Linked DNA regions of Homo sapiens: region 1 is linked to region 2. The links are chromatin loops, found by intact Hi-C in ENCODE. Cell type or tissue: heart right ventricle. All regions are shown on one strand. Each heading gives the region's core, and the rest is flanking DNA. Links, peaks and the distances in the headings are about the cores only.

Region 1 (2,807 bases), core at 79-2,578, 54 kb after region 2:
GAGGCAGAGGAGAGCTGAGATCATGCCATTGCACTCCAGCCTGGGCGACAGAGCAAGACTATGTCTCAAAAAAAAAAAAGTCATCTCTCATGGGTCTTCTGTATTTTTCATCATGTACAGTACAATACCATAAACTTTGAATAACAGCATGGGTCCCATATGAAGTACCACTAGTGATGCTGGAAGCGCTCCCAAGAAGCAAAGAAAAGCCATGACATTATAATAAAAAGTTGAACTACTTGACTTATACAGTAGATGCAGGTCAGGTCAGCAGCTGCGACTGCCGGCCATTTCAGACAGACTATTCATCTTTTCTTTTTCTTTTTTTTTTTTTTCAAGAGACAGCATCTTGTTCTGTTGCCCAGGCTAGAGCACCATGGCACAATCATAGCTTATTGCAGCCTCCAATTCCTGGACTCAAACAATCCTCTCTCCTCAGCCTACCAAGTAGCTGGGACTACAGGCGCATACCACATGCCTGACTAGTTTTTTTGGTTTTAGAGATGGGGTCTCACTATGATGCCCAGGCTGGTTTTGAACTCCTGGCCTCAAGCAATCCTCCCTCCTTGGCCTCCCAAAGTGCTGGGATTATAGGCATGAGCCACAGAGGCTGGCCCTAAATACATTATAGAATAAAAAAGTATGAGAGGCCAGGCACAGTGGCTCATGCCTATAATCCCAGCATTTTGGGAGGCCAAGGCGGGAGAATCACTTGAGCTCAGCACTTCGACATCAGCCTGGGCAACATGGCAAAACCCCATCTCTACAAAAAATACAAAAATTAGCTGAGTGTGGTGGCACACACCTGTAGTCCCAGCTACTCAGCAGGTTCAGGAGGGAAGATGGCTTGTGCCTGGGAGGTCAAGGCTACGGTGAGTGGAGATCGCACCACTGCACTCCAGCCTGGGCAATGGAGTGAGACTGTGTCACTCACAACACAAAAAAAGGGTATGAGTATAAAGTAACTACAACTGTGTGTATCAACTTATAGAAAAACTTTATTCATTTTTTTTTTTGCTTATTTTTCTTCTTACACCTCACAAGGATGAAAGAAAGTGTTCTTTTTAAAAAGATGTCATTAATTGTGTACATAATGTATCCCTTTGAACAACATTATACACAAGTTTAAGAGGGAGGAAAAAACCCATCAGATCCAAATATAGCCAAATTCAAAGGTTCTGGTTTGCCCATTACATCTAAGTAGCAATAAGAAGAAAAGGAGGGCTGGGCGCAGTGGCTCAAGCCTGTAATCCCAGTACTTTAGGAGGCTAAAATGGGAGGATCAATGGAGGCCAGGAGTTCGAGACCAACCTGGTAAACATAGTGAGACCCCCCCCCCGCCATCTCTAAAATAGTAAAAATAATAATTTTTTAAAATGCAAAAAGCCTACAACCACTTCACAGTCATTAGGGTTGTTATTTTATTTATTTATTTTTTGAGACGAAGTCTCACTCTTGTGGAGTGCAATGGCGCAATCTCAGCTCACTGCAACCTCTGCCTCCCGAGTTCAAGCGATTCTCCTGCCTCAACCTCCCAAGTAGCTGGGATTACAGGCATGCGCCAACAAGCCCAGCGAATTTTTTTTGTACTTTTAGTAGAGACGGGGTTTCACCATGTTGGCCAGGCTGGTCTCGAACTCCTGACCTCAGGTGATCCGCCCGCCTCGGCCTCCCAAAGTGCTGGGATTACAGGCATGAGCCACCGTGCCCAGCCCAAGATTGTTACTTTAAAAATTAAAAAAGAAAAAATAACAAGTGTTGGAAAAGATGTGGCAAAACTGGAACCCTTGTGCTTTGCTGGTGGGAAATGTAAAATGGTGCAGTCACTGTGCAAAACAGTTTGGCAGTTCCTCAAAAAGTAAACACAGAATTACCATATGATCCAGTAATTCTACTCCTGTGCATTACCCTAAGGCACTGAAAGCAGGGGCTCCAACAGATATTTGTACACCAATGTTCACTGCAGCATTATTTACAACAACCAAAAGGTGGAAATAATCCAAGTGTCCATCACTGATGAGGAGATAAACAAAATGATATATTCATACAATGAAATATTATTCAGCCATAAAAAGGAATAAAATACAGATACATGCCACCACCACATGGATAAACCTCAAAAATGTGCTAAGTAAAATAAGCCAGACAAAAAAGGCCAGATAGTGTATGACTCCCCTTACATGAGGTACCTGGAATAGGCAAATTCATAGAGAGAAAGTAGAATAGGGGTTACGAGGAACTGGGCATAGGGAGGAATGAGGAGTTCTTGCTTAATGAGTACTGTTTCTGTTTGAGGTAACAAAAAGGTTCTGGAAACGAGTAGTGGCGATGGTTTTAAGACATTGTGAATGTTGTTAAATGTCACTGGATTGTAGATACACACACACACACCCCACCCCCAATCCGCCCCCTTCCAACTTACATAAGACAGCCTAGGGGTCCATTTTGCATTGTCAGGCAATACTAGATAATACTAGCCAGGGAAATCACAATCTCTCCTCTCAAAATCACACTATAATGCTGGACCAGACTAAGGTCAAAAATGGTAGAAGATTATCATTTATCCCCCCATTCTCTCTGGGTATAACTTTCTTCCATATCTAAAACCTATGAATGCAAAAGGAAATAGCCAGCATGGTAACAGCTGCTTGAGCTGAAGAGTCAGTGTCCTGCTAAAGCAGGCAAATGTCATCAAGGAGCTAGCAGGCAGAACCTAGAGCACTCTACATATAATGCCCAATAGAGGGAGAAGCTTAAGCAACTTACCTCCTCCAACAGACAGGTCCTAAGTTACAAAGTTCTAAGTT
Region 2 (2,807 bases), core at 208-2,707:
TAATTATCCTGGGAGCTTTATAAGAACTTAGTCTAAAAAGAATTAAGTTCAATCTTCAGGTATAATCAAGTATGTAAGGGAGAGTACTGCTATAAGCCCAGGAGCACTCAGTCCTCTCCTCCTCCTGGCCCCCTGGGCTGAAACTTGACTTCACACCAAAGCCCTGCAGTTAGTAAAGGGAGGGCCCCAAGCTTACCGTGCCATTTACCCTTATAAACAGTTCCAAAAGAGCCTGACCCAATCCGAGTGGACAGCATCACTTCACTGGCTTCTATTTCCCAATAATAGCTTGAATCTCTCTGTCCACGAGGCCTCTGAAACAAGTAGAGATCATTATTATACTCCATGCAATGGTAATAATCTTTTGATAATGAGGGCATCAAAGGATCAACCCATGTCATCTGTTTCCATATCTTTTAAAGATAAACATATTAACCATACTTCCAATTTTTGTCTTTTGAGAAATACCATTTTAGTTATAGCACTGGCAAACTGTCTGATGCAAGTGTGCCAAAAATGACAGTAACATTTATAATCTCCTTCATTGAATGTATTTTATTAGAATCTTCTCCCAAAATAAGTTTAAGTATTCTAATTTCCAACGAGGTTTTTCTTACTGAACCCTAATTGGCAGGAGGTACTGTTGTCTATACTCACAATTTTGTTTTTCTCCTGGGTCCCAGATACTGGTGCCCGCTCTCTTTGTGCTGGCACGGGGGTTTTCGGCTGTGACCAGCCTGTTGGGCTCAGATTGTTGGGGCTACTGGACAGGGCTGAAGGTGAGGCTTAATAGACAAGACAAACAGAAGCCACACAAGGATAAGCCAACAGAAGATACACCGCATAAAGAAAAAAAGCCCATTATTGTTGGCTAAATGACTATGGAAAAGTACCTGATTCGCTGTGACTTCGAATTGCATCCTGAAACAGAAAAGGAAAGCTGGTCAACTCCTACACACAAAAGATTTTCTCTGGGGGAGGGAAAAAAGAGGAGGAGGATGTGCAAGAACAAAATAGATTATAAAAACCTCTAAAAACCATAGAAATCCTAAACATACTCTAATCAACGTTCCTTGATTAAATTCAGCAAATATCAGTGGCCAGTATCTCCAAGGCTGATTTTTCATTAAATATTAGAAGGATTTAATATTCCACCTCCCAGGTTCAAGCAATTCTCCTGCCTCAGTCTCCCGAGTAGCTGGGATTACAGGTGTGCACCAGCACGCCCGGCTAATTTTTGCATTTTTAGTAGAGACAGGGCTTCGCCATGTTGGCCAGGCTCGTCTTGAACTCCTGACCTGAGGTGATCCTCTCGCCTCGGCCTCCCAAAGTGCTGGGATTACAGGCGTGAGCCACCGTGCCAAGCCTGGTATTAGTTTTTCATATATAATGAAAACCACATTCTTTTTCTCAAAAGAAAGCAATGTACACAACAAACATACTCTTTCAAGGGAAGCTAGCAAAGTTACTCTCAGCTGAGACCCTTCCAAAGATTGGGATTCTTGTTCCACTGAGGCTCAAAACTTTTTTTAAAAAGCCAGGGTGGGGAGGTGGATTCTGGGGGAAGCTCACTCTTACTCCACAAGGAGTTAGGCTAAATTGACTAGAAGTTGGATTTGAAAAAGGTAAGCAGCCTATATACTTTATCCAAGCCTAAAATCACAGAAAGCTGGAAAGACCACAAATCCAAGTTCAAAACCTACATTTTACATATAAGAAAACACATCTGAACAGGTAGAGAGACTTGGCAGGGTCACTTGGCAGAACCAGTAGGTGGCAGAAATAGAACCAGAAACCATCATATATGGATCTCAGCCCTCAGCTCTTTCACCACAAAACACTGCCTTATGGGTAAATTTGGAAATCGGTTACATTCTCCTCATGGGAGAAAGCAAAGGCTATCTTTAGAATTTATTAGAAACTGTTTGGAAAATAGTTTAAATTGCAGAGGGCTCTATGAGACCTAAACCCCAATCTAAAATTCATCGCTTGGAATAGAACAGTATAATAGAATAATATAAAACCACTTGGCCCCCATATCCTAAAAAAGGACATTTTTTGGGGGGAAGTCCTACTATATTCTCTTTGTGTAACTACAGTATAGACAAGATACTTGTTCCACACAACTATTACTAGAATGCTCCCACTCAATTATATAAAAAGATAAAATTATATATCTAATTATATAATTAGATAAAAAGAATCAAACCAAGCTGTTCCCCTGCTCCCAAAACATAATTCGGAATTTAACAAGAAAGCCTAGTTCTGGTTCCCAAAACTAGCTAGTCTTCAGAATTACCTGGAGAGTGATTCTGACTCTGGAAAGAAGAATGAAGATCCACCCCTAATCCCCGACCCACGATTGACTGAGCATGTTTTGGAGGGGAATGTGAGAAGTCCAGGAATGTGTGTTTTTAAGTACAGCAGGATAACTGCCAGGTGGGCAAAACACTGGCAAAAAATAATGTGGATTTCAATAGAAATCGGCAGCTGTAATTTCATTATCCAACTAAGCTGTTCTTTGTTTTTAAAGCAAAGCACAATTTATTTTTATTAACCACAATTATATTCCTATGTAGCAGAATATTTTCCTTAATGTTATGGTAATTTTCTTCCCTGTATCAATTAAATATCCCATATTTTATTCTGTGCTAATTTCTATAGTTGGATCAATTTATTCTAGAAAGAATTTTCCTATTGTTCCTGGAGTCTAAATACTCAAGAGAACTATGAATAATTTGAGACCCACAAATAATTTGAATAAAGCAACAATTAGTCTACTTTAAAAATGCTGACTTATATGTGAT

The links. Peaks named below come from ENCODE experiments on the same cell type or tissue, not always from the same donor. Only the 100,000 strongest peaks of a DNase experiment are listed, where the experiment ranks them.
Region 1: it touches region 2 in a loop (2.0-fold over the local background); 27 of 110 quality-filtered maps call a loop at or near these places.

The regions. Positions count from the first base shown.
Region 1 is chr3:12,653,672-12,656,478 of GRCh38, forward strand. All of the region lies in intron 1 of RAF1 (Raf-1 proto-oncogene, serine/threonine kinase), which reads right to left. Among named protein-coding and RNA genes, the nearest start is that of RAF1, 9.0 kb to the right of the region's middle. In heart right ventricle, for the core only: no CTCF peak of the experiment used is centred there; no DNase peak of the experiment used is centred there; H3K27ac peaks cover 1,337 bases.
Region 2 is chr3:12,599,495-12,602,301 of GRCh38, forward strand. It overlaps RAF1 (Raf-1 proto-oncogene, serine/threonine kinase), which reads right to left. Exons shown (of 17, transcript NM_002880.4): 8 at 894-921; 9 at 658-785; 10 at 197-314. Among named protein-coding and RNA genes, the nearest start is that of MKRN2, 44 kb to the left of the region's middle. In heart right ventricle, for the core only: a CTCF peak has its summit at 1,771 (motif pointing right); no DNase peak of the experiment used is centred there; H3K27ac peaks cover 44 bases.